2 separate regions of the Mus musculus genome follow, and region 1 is linked to region 2. A link is a loop called in an ENCODE intact Hi-C map of the cell type or tissue named here. Cell type or tissue: heart. All regions are shown on one strand. Links, peaks and the distances in the headings refer to the core of each region. The heading gives the core; the rest is flanking DNA. Region 1 has its middle 12 kb from the start of G630064G18Rik. Region 2 holds the start of Dlc1 (deleted in liver cancer 1).

Region 1 (8,341 bases), core at 233-8,232, 83 kb before region 2:
CAGTACATTAATTTTAATTTTTCTTTGAATAATTATCATATTCCATAGTAACTCTCATTATTATTCATTAAAATATATTAAGTAAAGAGTTTGTTCCATAACAATTGTATTACTTTATATTTTTAGCTTTCTTTAGTTATTTGAAATCACTATGTTCAGACTTGCATTGTTTTGATTAATGGGACTTTATATCATTTAAATAAATACATTCATTTAAATATCTTACTCTGAAGTTTTAAGCATCTATGTATAGAACAAATATTTAATAAATGTCACTTTGGGTACCTGTATAAATTAGTGGAAGACTTACTGCTCTCAATGAAAATAAAGACTGAAGAGATAAGAGATCAGTCTTATGTCTGCCCTTGTCATGGGAGAACATGAAGAGACTCAATGTAATAAATAAACAATTCTCTTTCATTAACTCGCATGGTCCCAGACATTTATAAAAATAGAAATTACTGTTGATAAATACTCTTGACTCAGGAATGCCACAGACATCATGCTTTGGATTTCTTTCTCTAAACCCATTACTAAATTCCAGTAATCAACAGTGTTTTTGAGGAAGAACTTGATAAGTTCTGACGGGATTAGGGGTCTGGAAATAAAGATTCTGGAGTTAAGAACATGTTCTTTGCTGACAAAAAAAAAAAAAATTAACACATCTTGAGCCCACTGTTGTATTATGGCTCCATGGAAAAGATTGCTTTAACCAAGCCAGAGTTTCTGCTGTCATGAAAAAAATGCTGACAGCATAGCAGAGCTCAGTACAAAACTTAGGGATATATTATGCCCTCTGTCACTTTGAAGCAGAGTCAGCAATTGTGACAGAGCCTTTGTCCATAGTTAAGGGTGAAATAACCGCGGTTATTTCTAAAAATAATAACTAAAAGATCTAAAATACTTAAATAATCTAAAATTAAAAATAATCTAAAGACAACAATCACAAACTACCTGTCAAATCATCATCCTATTTGACTTCTGATAATTTTGAAAAGCATAAACATTTTAGGGGTTTTTAAAAATGTAATAGAATTGGAAGTATGCAGCCTTGAATCTTTTCATAGAATAATATTATTATTATTATGGTTTAGAACAGGCTCCAGGCTGGACAGAAGGAGCCCTCAAGCAGGTGCCATGAGTTTGTATCTTCAGTGCCCTCCTCCCCCTGCCAAAGACCCACATGTCAAAGGCTTAGGCACCAGCTTGGTACTCCTGAGAGATGGTAGAAGTCAGGACATAGTAAGAGGTGTTCTGATCATTGTGGACACGTCCTTGGAGGGAAGGTGAGCAGCTCAGTTCCAAGGTCATTCTTTTTTCCTCTTTCCCAGCAAAGAAGTGAAAATTTTGACTCTCCGACATGATTATATCCTGATATGCTACCTCAGATCCAGAGCAATCAATTGGACATAGATTTCAACTTCCCAAAGTGACAGCTCTTTATAAGCTAATTTATCCTGGATAGGATATTTTTATACTGTAAGAGAAGGCTAACAAGCCAGGCAGTAGTGGCACGTGCCTTTAATCCCAGCACTTGGGAGGCAGAGGCAGGTGGATTTCTGAGTTCAAGGTCAGCCTGGTCTACAGAGTGAGTTCCAGGACAGCCAGGGATATACAGAGAAACCCTGTCTAAAAAAAAAAAAAAACCTAAAAAACAAAACAAGGCTAACAAATGGAGGTACTAATATGGGGGGATATAAAACACCAGAGGAAAACTTTCTCCACAGTCAACACGATAACAGGCAGGACTCTCACTGCTTACTACGGACAGGGAGAGGTCATGCTTATGAGCCATTAAGGTCGACACCTGGGGGTGATGTTGAGAATATTTTGCTCCACAATTATATTAGACTGTGAAACAGTTAGTTTCATGAATACTGGGAGTTTTCTTGTTTGCTTTTATAGAAAAAAAAATTTTCCAATTCTCCTTAGCATATAATTTGTGCATGATAAGAAAACTGCATGCAGAAATTTTAAATGTTAGTTGTTTTTTAATTCCCTGTGTCATTGTTGGTTCTATGAGAGGCAACAGTCTCACATAGATGTGCTATGACTATATTATCATTTGCTGAAAATAAAAATCTAAGCCTTTGATTCCACTATAGGATCTTTTTGCAATTATACTTGAATTTAATCAGGACCACCAGGATATTCTTTGCCTTTGGGGGGGGGGTTAGTATTACTGTAATGAAACTCTGTGACCTGACCTAAACAAGTTGTGGAGGAAGGGTTTATTTGACTTGCACTTCCATATCATTGTTTATCATCAAAGGAAGTCCATACAGAAACCTAAACAGGGTAGAAACCTACAGGTAGGGGCTTATGCAAAGGTCATGGAAGAGTGCTGCCTACTAGCTTGCTCTCCATGGCTTGCTCAGCCTGCTTTCTTATAGAACTCAGGACCACCAGCTTAAGTGTAAAACCACTCATAGCAGCCCGGGCCCACCCCCATCAATCCCTACTTAAGAAAACATCCCACAACTGGATCTAATGGAGGCGTTTTCTCAGTTGAGGCTTGCTCCTTTCGGATAACTATAGCCTGTGTCGTATTGACATAAACCTAGCCAGCCCATGGTTCCTCATTCACCCTGTTGAGAATTATAACAAATAATTGGACATGAAGTTAGAATAATCTTATAATGAACATTTAGGAAGCAAATCCAAGGCATCTGACTTATTGAACTACAATGCTTCCTGAAAGGTCTCCAAGTCTCCATTCAAAGACCCATGCGAGCATGAAGTTTGCTAAGTATAAACCTATCCCATGCATCATTCTTCTTCCAAGCAAGGATACACATATAACACATTCTAAGGCTGTCCAGACAAAGTTCTCACGAGAAAGGAGGAGATTATGGCAGAACTTGATGTCCCTAGAAGCCCCCTTGTATCTTGAAGGGATGCCTCAGAGAGCAAAGAGGAGCTTTAAGAAATAGCTTCAGTGGTCAGTTTAATATAAAAGCCCCATGAAGAGCTTCCTGCCCTCTGTTCATCAGCCTAGGGGTGAGAGACTCCAGTTCTCTTTTCTGCTTCCTCCCACAAGCTCTCACTTTTCCACAGAAGGAAGACTGGTTCTTACCAATGAAACTTTGTAGCCACATGTGGGGTTCTCTAGACCCTACTTCCATCCTCCCCATCTAATACAGCGTAGGCTTTTCTATCTCCTTGTCCTTCTCACAGTAAACCAAGACTGAAAAGGAAAAACTTTTTTGATGGGCGTATAAGAGGGGATGTGTCAACAGATCATATATACTTATATGAAAAAAAGAAGAAATAATAAAGAGTGGAAGGGGGAGAGGAAGAAATGAAAACTCGATTCGAGTTTTTAACTTTCTCTGTTCCCCTACTTGATGAACCCATCCATTACCAAGGAAATAGCATGTAAGTCACTTGAATTATAACTTTAAAACTTAAATCCAAACTAATTTTGATTTTGAAATCCATTCTCTTACATAACTTTGGCATGGTTTTAAATGGAGGAAGATTAGGAATGTTTTCAGATACTGCAATGCTGACCCACTTTTATTCTGTTTTGTTTTGTTTTGTTTTGTTTTGTTTCTTCAGGAAAAAAAATGTACTAATTTAGACAGGGAATTTGATCTGTGGAAGACATAAATACACTAGGATGCTGAGAGAGACATGAGCCAGGGCTTCGGATTAGCAAAATCTAGAAAATCTGTAGTGTGGGAAAACTAACAAGCAAAGAAAACACATGCTCCAAATAGTTCATAAGTTTAAGAGCCAATTGTTGACTGTGAAGGAACTCAGTCCTGGAAAATGTCCAAGCCTTCCTGCTTCCATTTTTGCAGGGGAAAAAAAAAGGAGCAGGGAGTGTTGAATGTTAAAACTCCTTTTAAAGCATTATTTTGTTTCATTTCAATCGTGCCTATAGGCCCATAGCTCCATTGGCACATTTGCCTATATGTTTCTGACCTTCAATCTATGAAACGCGGCAAGTTGAAACACAGTTATATTTTCATGGTCATAGACCTTGTGGCTTTTCAGAGATCTCATTCTTCATTTCGGAGGAGCCCTCTTAGACAGTTCTTCTTAGACACAGGAAATTTTGTATCAGAGAGAGTCAGAGAGTATGATTTCATCTGGCAGCTCCATTGGGTTAGACCTTCTGGTAACTATGCTCCTGAAATCCATTCTGCACAGAAGGATACTTTCCTTCTAATATCCTTTTAGCTTGAGTAGAAAAAAAAAAAAAAAAGAATCAAGTGAGCTAGAAAAGTGAGGTCAGCTGGAAAGCTTTTGAATCACAGTAATGACCAACCTATCAGTGTATGCATAAAAGAGTCCAGTAGTGACGCATAACTCATCGGTAAACAACAGCCACCTAATAGGACTTAAGAGTTGCTCAATGGAAAGGAATTAATGCCTTGCACTAACTCTTCTACGGAGGATAAACTTGCACCAGCTGGTGTACTTTTGTGCAGGAGTCCTTTTGTGCAGGAGTTATAGTGTAGATGTGTTCATTGGGACTGAGCTCCACAACTCTGCATTTTGATGGGTTGTGGTTCTCTGTGATGGTCTCTATCTATTGCAAAGATATGTTTCCTTGATCACACTTAAGAGCTACCACTACCTGTGGGTATGAGGACAAGTAATTAGAATGCAGTTGGCCATTTTTCTAGCCTTCTGCTCTGTTTTGTGAGCCTTAGATACAGATTGTGTTGTAGATGTATCAATTGCAGAGGGGTACCTCCCAGCCAGCAGTTATTTGCACTTTAAGCACTCATGGATATTTGTAATAGTCACTGCTGCAAGAAGAGCTTCTTTGATAATAACTAATTGGTTAATACTAGAATAGATTTTTAGAATGTAGTTGGCAATAATTGGTTCAGGAATATGGCACTAGGAGATTATCCTCTAGGGCTGATGACCTGGCCTGCCATAAATAGTTGGCTGGGTTTGAGTACCAGGTATTAATTCCTTTCCATTGAGCAACATTTAAGTCTGATTAGGTGGCTGTTGTTTACCCCTGAGATATGTGTCACTATGGCATTCTCTCGTATACACTGCCAGGTTGGTCATTGTCATGATTCAAAAGCTTTACAGCTGGATAGAAAATGTAGTTGCTTTTCTCCCTTGGCAGCTTGCACAACACTTCCACATGCTATGAGTGCTAGTAGTCAGGAAGAATATTTCTAGTTCCAGTTGAATCCCTCCAAATCTTGAATCTAAAATATTAGAGTGTGTATTCAGCAATAGAACTTGCCTTCAAGTTCTGCCAAGGCAATCAAAAGCAATGACATTTAGCCTGTATTGTTTTGGGGGCATCTCTTGGGCTCCCCTGATGAATAACTCAAAGAGAAGTTTCCCATGACTGGCAATAGGGTCTTCTTACATGGTCCTTATGGCTTTGGCGGAATCATTGTAACTCCAAGTGGCATAACTTCATTAAAAGTATTTATAAATGTCTACTAGATATTTATATGTTTATTGTGTGTATTTTAATGGAACACAAAATAATGTTTTCCTATGGCTTTTAGATCATTCGAATGTTCTTTATCCCTTTTCCTTCATTGTTCTCAGTCTTTTTTTTTCCTCAACTTCCCCAGACTACCCCTACCACCATATTTTTCATTTTTTCCCCTTCATGATACTGGTTTCAGAGGGAGTCACTTTAATGACACCTTTTTTGGGCCTTCAAATCCATTTCCATAATACAGGGCCCTCAGCATCTGTCAAGGATTGCCCTGCCTCTGGAACTCCCAGACTATGACTTAGGCCACAGATGTTGAAGTTTCATATAAAAATAGCAGTAACTTCAAGTCCTATAATTTACATATAACCTCTTGAGCGCTCCAAATCACCTCTAAGTTACTTACAATTCTTCATAAAATATGGGTGTTACCAGAATAACAGTTCTCTATCATTGGTTAAGGAATTGTAGTAGAGGTCTGTACACATTCAGTCCAGAACAACACTTTACCTGAGATATTTTTGGACTTAGGTGTGTTGAATCTAATACTTGGATTCTCCACTCCTTCCTATTTGCCCAGGACATACTTACTCTTTTACTCTTAATGTTCCATTCTTGAGTTTTAAATATATATGCTGTAATCATATAGATAGGACTTCTACATTCACCCCATTAGTCTTTACTCCCTAACTGATTAACTTGGTCCATTTATTGTGATGGAGATTGTCGATACCTTTTGGACTTATTTCTGGTGTCATGCTTTTTGGCTTACATTTTCTTTCTCTGCTTTTCCTTCTCCATGGTGCCATGTGCACTGCTGACTGGGTTTCCCTACTCCAGCTTAGTCCACTTGATTACAGCCTGCACATTACATTTCCATCCTTAGCCCACCATTGCTGCTGCCTGCATTAGATTTCCATCCTCAATCCACCATTGCTGCTGCCTGAAGAGCTTTAGGAACTGCCCAGCTTTCAGCAATCTGTCTTGGAATATTTTAAAAATAAATATGTGTATACATAGACATTTAAAATTTAAAAATTGTATCTTGTTCACCAAATTTGGTGGGTTTTTCCTATCAGAAGGGCTTCCCCCACTTTTCCAATCTACAATATTGGCAGAAATAAAAAACTTCCCTACCATGTACCCTTTGCCTTTTCACATTTATCTTCAAATTGGCCACTTGCAAGAGAGGAAAGACTGTTCCCAGAGTTGGGATTGTCTATTTTAACGATTAGGCAAAATAGAAAACTCAGTTTCCTGCTAACTGCCTATGCTGAAGCAGTAGTTGAAATTCATAAGGGGACAAATTCCCTCAAACCTTATGGATTCAGGACACTGCTTTTACTGATAAAGGTAGACACAGTACTTCCTTCTAGACCTAGGTTTTCCAAAGACCTTAACCTATGGCATGCATTGCTCTAGAACTGCCAGTATCTTCATTCTATTGGGTTGAAAAAATACAGTGGAATGATTCCAGACTCTCTGAGAAGTGATCCAGATGTTGCCTTCCCTGATTTGCATTCTTTGGTCACAACATAGGGCTACTCAAACGAGTCTGAAGTGCTCTGCTCCATGATACACAATTGTTTCAGTGAAGCTTTTAGGGAATATGGGCTAAATTTCAAGACTCCCTATGCTTTCCATATAAGTCAAATATTCTAACCCTGTCTTTCCATTGAAATAAGGCTGCAATTTCTAGGGGCTGAGCAAGCTAATTGATAGCTGGGGGTTTCTGCCCTGTTCTAAAAATTGATGACATTAGGGTAACATGAAATTGTCAGGTAGCATCTTCCCAAGATGGAACAGGGTAGGACTCAGTCATTCCTTGATATATCTGCGCCTAATTTGGTCTTGAGCAAAAAGTATACATTTTTGCTAATGTACTGGCTGGTTTTGTGTGTCAACTTGACATAGGCTGGAGTTATCACAGAGAAAGGAGCTTCAGTTGAGAAATGCTTCCATGACATCCAGCTGTGGGGCATTTTGTCAATTAGTGTTCTAAGTGGGAGGGCTCATTGTGGGTGCTGTCATCCCTGGGCTGGTAGTCTTGGGTTCTATAAGAAAGCAAGCTGAGCAAGACAGAGGAAGCAAGCCAGTAAAGGACATCCCTCCATGGCCTATGCGTCAGCTCCTGCTTTCTGACCTGCTTGAGTTCCAGTCCTGACTTCCTTTGGTGATGAACAGCAACATGGAAGTGTAAGCTGAATAAACTCTTTCCACCCAACTTCCATCTTGGTCATGATGTTTGTGCAGGAAGAGAAACCTTGACTAAGACAGCTACCCACTTACTGCTTCTATTGTAACAAACAGTTGTCTAGCCTGCTGTATACAGCGCCATCCCCTTTCAATATGCACACAGTACCTAAAACTTCAAGTACACTTCCTCTTGCCTTTCATTTGTCAGCAATATCTCTATACAGTATTTTAGGGGAAACGTGCTCTCAGTTAAATATTTTCTATCTGCTTAAATATTTTCACTTTTGAACTTTTATATTATTGATTAAACCCCTTGAAGCTACACACTTAACATAAAGGTTGTCAAATGAAACTGTGTTTGGAGGGAGAAGTCTTTTGTAGTGATTGTGGAAAGCAAATTAGTTATTTTCATTAGCTTTGCCCCAGAGTCGTCAATAGAATGAATTAAATTATTGCCCAATGTGATGGTAAATAGAGCCAATTTCATTATTTTAAGTGGTACTTAAAATGCTTTTTAGGTCTCCAATCATTTGTTATCTTAAGTCAATAGATCAAACATATTCTGGACCCTTTGTTCTGTGAAGTCATACAAAGACACGAGGGTAGAAGCTGCCTAGGAAATCAGCCTTAATATGTTCACGAGCTGCAACTGAATGTCTCAGTGTCTAAATAAACATTAATTGCACTGTTAGATAAACACACCAGAATTCACCCTGT
Region 2 (8,341 bases), core at 156-8,155:
ACGCGAATTTTCAAATATGACTTACACTCACACCAAAAGTATAATGTACTAGAGAAAATTCGATAAAAGTATGTTTTACATTAACACCATAAAGTATTGTGAGAAATAAAACCTAAATTGAAATAAGAGACATACTATGCTCACAGAACGCAAGATTCAAAATCATGGATGTCAAAAAGCTTCTACTCTAAATGACAATTTAAACAACATTTCAACAGGCTATTTTTGATAGATAAACTGATTTTTAAAATTTCCACACTGATGCAGTTCCCTAAGATTACTCAAAACAATTTTGAAGAGAACTCAAAGCTGTAGCACTTGCAATATTGGATTTGAACCTAGGTGTAAAGCTACAGTAATTGAGACAGCATGGCATTCCATGCAAGGTGGACAAATAGATCAGCAAGGGAGAAGAAAAGGTCGAGAAACACAATGTTATAAATTTGGTAACATTGCCTGTTGTCAATGTTACAAAGACAATTCCATGGACAGGGCTGCCAGGAATAGTTCAGAAAAATTCAATACCCACCTATTTCGGAAAATGACTTTGTTCCATCATCTCATATAGAAATAAACTCTAAATTTTTCATGAAACCTAAGCATAAAACTAAAAACTATAGGATTTCTAGCGCAAAATGCACAAGGAATCATTTTTACCTTAATTAAGCAGATTTCTTTGCTGTGGCAGCAGAAGACATCTGTAATTAAATAAATAAACAAGGAAACAAAGAACATGTGCATCATTTAAATTATCACCTGTGAAAAGCCAAGGGAAAGACTGAAGGAGAATGGGGTAGAGAGTGTATGAGGGAGTCAGGACACCTAAGCTGGGACAATATCTGCCAGTCATCAATCCGTCGTAGTCCTTGCATGGAGGATATTCACAGGTCCCTTTCTATGCATTTAGTAAAGAAACCATCCAAATGTGAGAAATAGACAAAGTTTTGAATGGATACTTTCATCAAAGATTCTAGCTATCAGGGATTACTTATACCAGTGCCCAAACCTAAACACTTTATAAGGTCCTTGATTTTGAAAACTCCTAATTAGTGAGACTCAAAGTAAGCCTTGCACAGGCTTAAGGGGCTATGATAAAATAATCAAATAAGTAAGTAGATAAATAAATAAATAAATAAATAATAAATGCCAGAAAAAGCAATTGAAAAGAGGAAAGGTTTGTCTTAGCTCACATTTCAAGGTAGCAAACTACCTCATTATGACAGGGAAGTCAGGGCAGAAGGAAGGTGAAGCAGCTGGCCCTATTTGCATCTGTAATCAACAAACAGAGAGCAATGGGCTCAGGCTCCCGGATGCTCAGCCTCCTTCCTCCTTATCAGATCCAGAATTGCCTGCCCAGGGATGTTCTACCCTCAACGGAGACAAGATGGCTTTTCCCCCCTCAATTATCATAAACAAGATAGTGCCACAGGCTCTCCCAGAGGTCCAAGTCATAGGTGATTGTGGGACCTGTCAAGTTAATAGCACTGACGTTTCATTCTGGGGAACTTGCAAAGTCACTGCTGTTAACTGGAGAACCAGATGTAGTCCTTCCTGAAAGTCTGTTTTCAAGTTCTAGTGGCCTCTGTGTCCTGTCTTACAACTAATCTAGTATAGAGAGCAGAACAAGCACTTAGGAGAGTGAAGCATTTAGATTTGCAAACAGAAAGGGGACAGGTATTTTAAATCTCTTCTATAAGCCCGAGACGGTGCTGAGGCCTTAGGAAATTACCTCATTGTCTTTACACATTTGCAAAAGTCTTCATCAAAACCTAGGTCCTGGATTTGTTTAGTGTCTGGCTACTAAGGATAAAAAATAAATGGGATTAAATATTTGTCAATTACTGATGTAATTCTAATATAAATGTCGGTGTCAGGAAGAGTGGAGACAACTAAGGCATCCCACTGATGTAGCTGAGCAGTGTTGGAAGTGTTCTCAATGTGCAGAGAAACAGAGCGTACCTTGGTGATGGCATCGCTGGGATGATGGAATTCCTAAGGAAGTTGACCAAGAAGCACCAATAGAGTGCTCTTGAGACACTGAAAAGCCAACACCTAGCATCATGGGAGCAGAGGCAGAGATAGATGAAGACAGAGAGACACACAGGAAAGCTCTTCTAGCCATTCTCATTTGTCTCTGCTCCAGGATTTTCCTTAAAGAAACAAATACACACACATAAATACATGCACACATAAATAAACATCCTGTTCTCCAATTTGTGAGTTGTGCGCAATCCGGCTATTTTTAAAGGAAGAGCTGAAACACAGAACATTTAAGAGCTCTTCTAGTTTCACACACTGATTAGTGGCCGTCAAGGGAGACAGTTAATGCAGATAAACTAAAGCTCGAAACATAGAAGAACTGGGCTCCAGTGTAGACTTGGCCACTTTCCACCACTTGGCTGGGAGAAAACTATTTCCTAGTACTTTATTTGTAAAAATAAAAGTACAAGGAATGCTGGGAAAAGCAGTGACAACGCAAGGATTTGAATACGAGGATAAATAGACTTTAAATAATGAATGACTGATGGGCTGGGCTTGCAGCTCATAGGTAGAGCCCTTGCCTACTGTAAGGTCCTGGGTGCAACCCTTAGGACCAGAAAAATAAGTGGCACCAAGGAAGGAATGTATGAATGGGCTTTAAATTTTTAATTTAGATTTAAATAATCTAAATAATCATATTTTTAACTTGTATGATTTTCCATCTCAAATTTTAAGTCTTTCTGTCAACATATTATATTTGAGAATAAATCCATGGGGTGGGTTCATTATTCCCATTTTGGCTCTATTTTGTATGTGTGCCTTTGTGAGGTGTGTGTGTGTGTGTGTGTGTGTGTGTGTGTGTGTGTGTGTGTTTATGTACATATATGTTCTAGGACAACCTTTGAGTCATTGCTCTGGTGCCATTTTTCTTTATTTAATCAAACTTTCTCGGGACTCGAACTCATTAAGTAGGGCTAGCCAGTGAGCTCTCAGAATTCAGCTGCCTCACCTGTGCTGATATTACAGGCATGCATCGCCATACTCAACTATTTTTAGGTGGGTTCTGGATTTTGCACTCAGAACCTTGAATCACTCAATGTGGTAAGCACTTTAGTGACTGGGATATCTCTGCAAAAAAGAAAAAAATTATTATTGGCATGGTCTTTCTATGAAGACTAAGCTAAACTTGTACTCCTGTCTCCCAAGAGCTGGGGTTCCAGACCTTTGTCCCCATGGCAAGCCCTGCTAGTATGTTTATGTTAGAATCATCTCATGTTTCAGCTTGTGCATGGCTTAAACCTGTTTTTCCTATTTGACTTTTGTCTAAATTGTGTTTTCTGAGCTATGTCAGTTGTCCAGTGAAAAAAGATGCAGTAGCTCTAACATCATACTTGGTCAAGTTATCACCTACACGGTGTTGTCAAGGAAAAGTAAAAGATGGCCATTATGATACTGGAAGACCTGCATGCATTTGTAGAAATTAAGACCACCTGAGAATATATATAAACAATGAAAAACCACTTAGCGTTCAGATAAGAGGACAGCTGTTGAGACATGCAGGCTTAATTTCTCCTGCATCTCATTATGTGGTTTTATACTTATTTCTTACTTGGATATTGGAATTATTCTTAAATTTTATATTATTGACAAGCTAAAATTGTACAACCCTCACACAGAGTCAATAATTAGATTCATCGAATTCCTAATCATTTTTTAAAGGACTAGTTAAGTCACCTAGAGCTATAGAATGAACTCTTTTAATGTAACTAAAATGAAAGGGAACGATTACTGAGTAGTTTCAACCAAATAAGATAAATGGACAGATGTTGTTTCCCGTTTCTCTGGTGTAAACAAGGAAGCTATCCCACTGGCCTGGCCACAAACCTACATGTCCCAAGGCCACTGTCCGTCTTACCCTTGCACTTTCCCTGAGGGAGAACTCTGGGTCATAAAAGAGACTCTGTATGAATTCTTTCCAGAAATGATTTGAGCTCTGCATTTGTGACATCTTATTATAAGACAAGCTAACATCTATTATTAATTGATGCACTAATTAAAGCCATATTCGCAGTTTCCATTAGCTTATTCCCTAAATTCTCCAGAGTTGGCTGTCTGGTTTTAATCAAAACCAAATGGTAGTCCTAGCTCCCAGGCCGGAGCAGCTAGGAGGAAGTCACGCAGTGGAGGCACAAAAGCAGAAAAGATAAACAGATGAGAGTTCACAAGCTGTCTGGGGAAGGAGGCATACACTCTGCTAGCCACTTTAGAGATGTGATTGAGAGACTCGGCCATGCTGGAGGAAGCATCGCAAGTGTTTTATGTCAGCAGGACTTCTAACTTGATCAAGATGGAGTCTGCCTTCTCCAGCCTTTCCAGCCTTTGCAGCCGTGGTTGTCTGTAACTGGAGGATCCCTTACTGGAGGTAAGGAGGCTTCACGTGCTGTAACACAAACCACTGTGTTCTGTTCAGAATTCTGGGGATGAGAGAGAGAGAAGAAAATTCTCTGTTTCCTCGATTCTCGGAATTTTACTTACAGATTTTTTTTCCTTCCCCAAGTCCAGGATTTAAATTTTGAAGTTATTTTTTAAGGTTCTAAACTTTAGAAGAATTACGGTATTAAAAGGCTCAGACTTCATCTGTCTTAGAAAACTTTTGAAATGAGAATTAGGAGAAGTGTTCTCCATTTAACACAGTAGAAAGTAACACTGTGCAGAGGGGAGAGCTGCACTCTCTTCCTTCCTTGTTTTCCACGAGCCCTGTGGGATAGGAAGGACTCTAGGACTTTCTGACGCTAACTAATCATCTCAAGAGCTTTGACAAACTCACTTTGGTTCTGTGTAAAATCAGAGCTTCAACGCCCAGGCGGCTCTGCTCAGCCCCTCCCCTCCGGCTTCGTGCAGGCTTTCTCACATGCAAACTTCTCGGAGGCAGGAAATACTTTGCAGGCAATCTGGGCCTGCTGGTGGAGGCCCCTCTCTCGCAAAACATCAGTCTGCATTTAGAGGACAGAAGTCACTAGGAACGCCTTGACAGGATCCGGCGTTAGCTGAGGCTCTCTCCAGCTGCAGAGGGGGTTTTTTGTTAGAATCACACACTGCGTTAAGGAGAACTGCTCAGAATAGAGCCGTGACCTCAGCCAGCAATGTGAACTTAGATTTTTTGGAGCCGCTAACCGGGACAGACTCCTCTCCTAGCCTGGCTGGAATAGCATCATGCCTTGGCGGTAACAGCAACTCCTGGTCCAGGTAAGAGGCTGCTGCTGCGACTGTCATGTAGGAGACAGAGCTGGAAAACCTTGCCATCTTCAGCCAGCTGTTGACTGCTTTCAGAGCTGAGCCCTGAAAAGCAGAAGGGGGAAAACTGTGTAGTCAGTAGACAGCGGGGAGTCAAAATCTTTTGAGCAAAATGTCATTTCTAAAATATGTTCCACGTAGCTCGAGTCTCTTTCCCCATGCAGAAATGTTTTCTTCTGATTTCTTTTTATTCTTAACTTACTGACCAATCCATCTGTAACGCGCCGCTGCTGATAGGTGTAGCATATCTGGGGGCCAATGAATCTTCTCAGATTGAAGTGTGAAACTTTAGAAACTCCTTTCTCCTCTCTGTTTTCCCAACAAAAAGAGGACATAACATTATAACGTTTTTTCTTAGTAATGTGCTTTCAAACAATAATCAGCGTCTTACTGAAAACTCTGAAAATCAAATTCTCTAGTATTTCCAGCTAGTTTCAGTCACTTACCCTGTTACTAACACACAACGTAAATTGTTATTTTAAGAGAAGTAATGACATACAAGTTTACAGGTTATTTCTGTCTCTGCACATTTAATTTCAGTTTGGGAACATAAGTGTCAGAATCGGGTTTTGTTAACATTAAACTTGGATTCGCCGCTCAGATCTCATGTTGTATGAACACTCCGTGTTGCTGAAGCAAATCTGTACAATCACATCAGTCATGGGAGAATCTAGCTGACCATTCATTCGTATTTTCTGTCATCGTCAAGTCAAATAGTCACCATGCTTCAGCCTTCTAAATTGTCTTAATGGTTAAATGTGTGGTCCCGGAGTAAATAAATGTAGCAATGGCTGATATAACCCAGAGTTACAATAACAAAGATGATGTTATATTTAGAAGGAAATTATTTTTGGAAAATTGTATGGAATAGTATGCAAAGATATTATGCCTATCTCCAAATCTGTGAACCAAACACAAAATGCAGTAAGTGAAGGATGGATAACAGGTTTGCCAGTAGGATCATAAGAAACCAATAAGGATGTTAATCATAAACTTCTATAAAGGACAAGATGACCATTTGGTGTGTTAGCTAATAGAATTTTTAATTTCTAGCCTAGAGTGATTTATATTGATGCTTTGATGTTGTTGCTAACAATTTAAACTTTGTTAAGCTTTTAAAAATGAGAAAAAGCAGATTTTACTATGTAGGAAGTGAAATTCTGTGGCTTTAGGAGAGCAATTGCCTACTATGTGCAATATAGTCTGAAATATTTTACAAAACGACCAAGTAGAATTTTCCTTTCAGGGAAAGAAAGAGCATTAAAATATCACTCTCTGGTGTTGTCAGGGATCACCAATGAGGAAGCTAAAGAATAGCATTCAAAAGTGTACTGTCCAAGGTCACACAGCTGGCTAGGACACTAGATGACAAGGGAACCATAGTCCCCTGCCTCATGTGTTATGGGCTTTGTACCACAGACCTTACTCTCAAACAATAACTATGCACAACAAAGTATCATTGTGTCCACCTACAGGAGGCCAACTTTCAAAAAGGAAATTAGAATTCTCCTTCTCTGAAAAGAAAATCAACCTTTCTGATTAACACCGTTTTCTCAATGGCTAAGATTTCTTAAAAGGATTCATTAGGCTCTCATCTCAGACTTTAAAGTAGTTGCTTTTTTTTTTTAATGACTATTTTGCTAAATCTTATTCTCATGTCAAGCCAGCCAACCTATATGCTATAATGAGTCATTTAAATAACTCATTTAAAACCAGTGTGTCTTTCAAGAAAATGACCTAATGAGGAACTTGCCCCTTTCATAACCTTATACTCAACTGGCACAGTAAAAACGTTATCCCTACCAATGACCTTCAGGTGTAATTTTAAGACCCTCACTTATAATTGCCTCAAGACTCTCAACAATCTCTCTATTATCTCAGTTAGATATTTCTGCCCCCTATTTCCAATTCTAAGAGCCAAGAGGCTCCATAAGAAAATGCAAGTGTGTGCATTCTACATTTTTTTCCACCTTTAGTCCACACATATACTCTATGGTCTCAATAATATTCTCTAGTACAGTGGTTCTCAACCTTCCTAATGCTGGGACCCTTTAAGAGTTTCTCATGTTGTGATGACTCCCAGCCATAAAATTAATTTGTTTCTACTTCATAACTGTAATTTTGCCACAGTTATAACTACTAATACAAATATCTAATATGAAAGAGATTTGGAAATAGGCATACTATCTTTGTATACTATTCCATACAATTTTCCAAAAATATGACCCCACTTCCAAAGGGGTCACGCCCCACAGGTTGAGAACACATGCTCTAGTCACATACTAGGTACCTCTTTTGCATTATGTAAGGACTGACCAGGGAGACTTCAAATGAAGGGTTGGCTAGATCCTCTGTAGCATACATCCTTTCCTACGCTGCAGTGTGCTTTCCAGGCAAAAGATTTTCCCCAAAAGGCTAATGTGTTCTGTTTCTAACAGTTGTCCTTGCCTTAGATCAGGGCTTCTCAACCTTCCTAATACTGTGACCCTTTAATGCAGCCCCTCGTGTTGTGGTGACCCCCAATCATAAACTTACCTGTTACTGCTCTGTAATTTTGCTACAAGTGTGAATTGTAATGTAAATAGCTGACATGCAGAATATCTGATAGGCGATTGCTATGAAACAGTCATTCTGAGGTCAACACCCACAGATTGAGAGTCACTGTGCTGTGGGGCTGTCTGAATTTTAATTTGGAGGATTCCTAATGTTGACACCTATAGCGCTCAAACCTCTCTCCCATGGCCATCACACTGCGCTGCAAAAGACTGGGTACCTAGCCTCATGCTCACTGGGATGCATTGCACAGTGAAGAATGTCTCCATTCTGAAGGGAGTTCTTATTGACAGAAAGGAGGCTGCCCTAACCCCTTTCAAACCTTTGCATACCATACACCACACTGCCTGTTTCTGGGATGAGCTTAAACTTATTTACTGACAAGTGGATTCCTGGGCGTATAATGGGTCTAAAGCAGTCATTTCTGAGCTCTCATCTGTTTTTATTTGTTCCTTCTTGGAAAGTGAAAAAATTTCTATTGCCTTGCAATGAAAGCTACCCTTTTAAACCATTT

Evidence for each region. Hi-C counts contacts between places; a loop is a spot of excess contacts. Peaks named below come from ENCODE experiments on the same cell type or tissue, not always from the same donor. Only the 100,000 strongest peaks of a DNase experiment are listed, where the experiment ranks them.
Region 1: it touches region 2 in a loop (2.2-fold over the local background); 6 of 42 quality-filtered maps call a loop at or near these places.

The regions. Positions count from the first base shown.
Region 1 is chr8:37,032,336-37,040,676 of GRCm38, reverse strand. No RefSeq gene overlaps it. Among named protein-coding and RNA genes, the nearest start is that of G630064G18Rik, 12 kb to the right of the region's middle. In heart, for the core only: no CTCF peak of the experiment used is centred there; a DNase peak (open chromatin) is centred at 3,756.
Region 2 is chr8:36,949,006-36,957,346 of GRCm38, reverse strand. Dlc1 (deleted in liver cancer 1) reads left to right here and starts at 4,905. Exons shown (of 18, transcript NM_001194940.2): 1 at 4,905-5,226. Gm39166 (a long non-coding RNA gene) reads right to left here and starts at 2,607. Exons shown (of 3, transcript XR_870370.1): 1 at 1,960-2,607; 2 at 658-698. In heart, for the core only: no CTCF peak of the experiment used is centred there; DNase peaks (open chromatin) are centred at 2,386, 4,176 and 4,886; H3K4me3 peaks cover 3,099 bases; H3K27ac peaks cover 2,630 bases.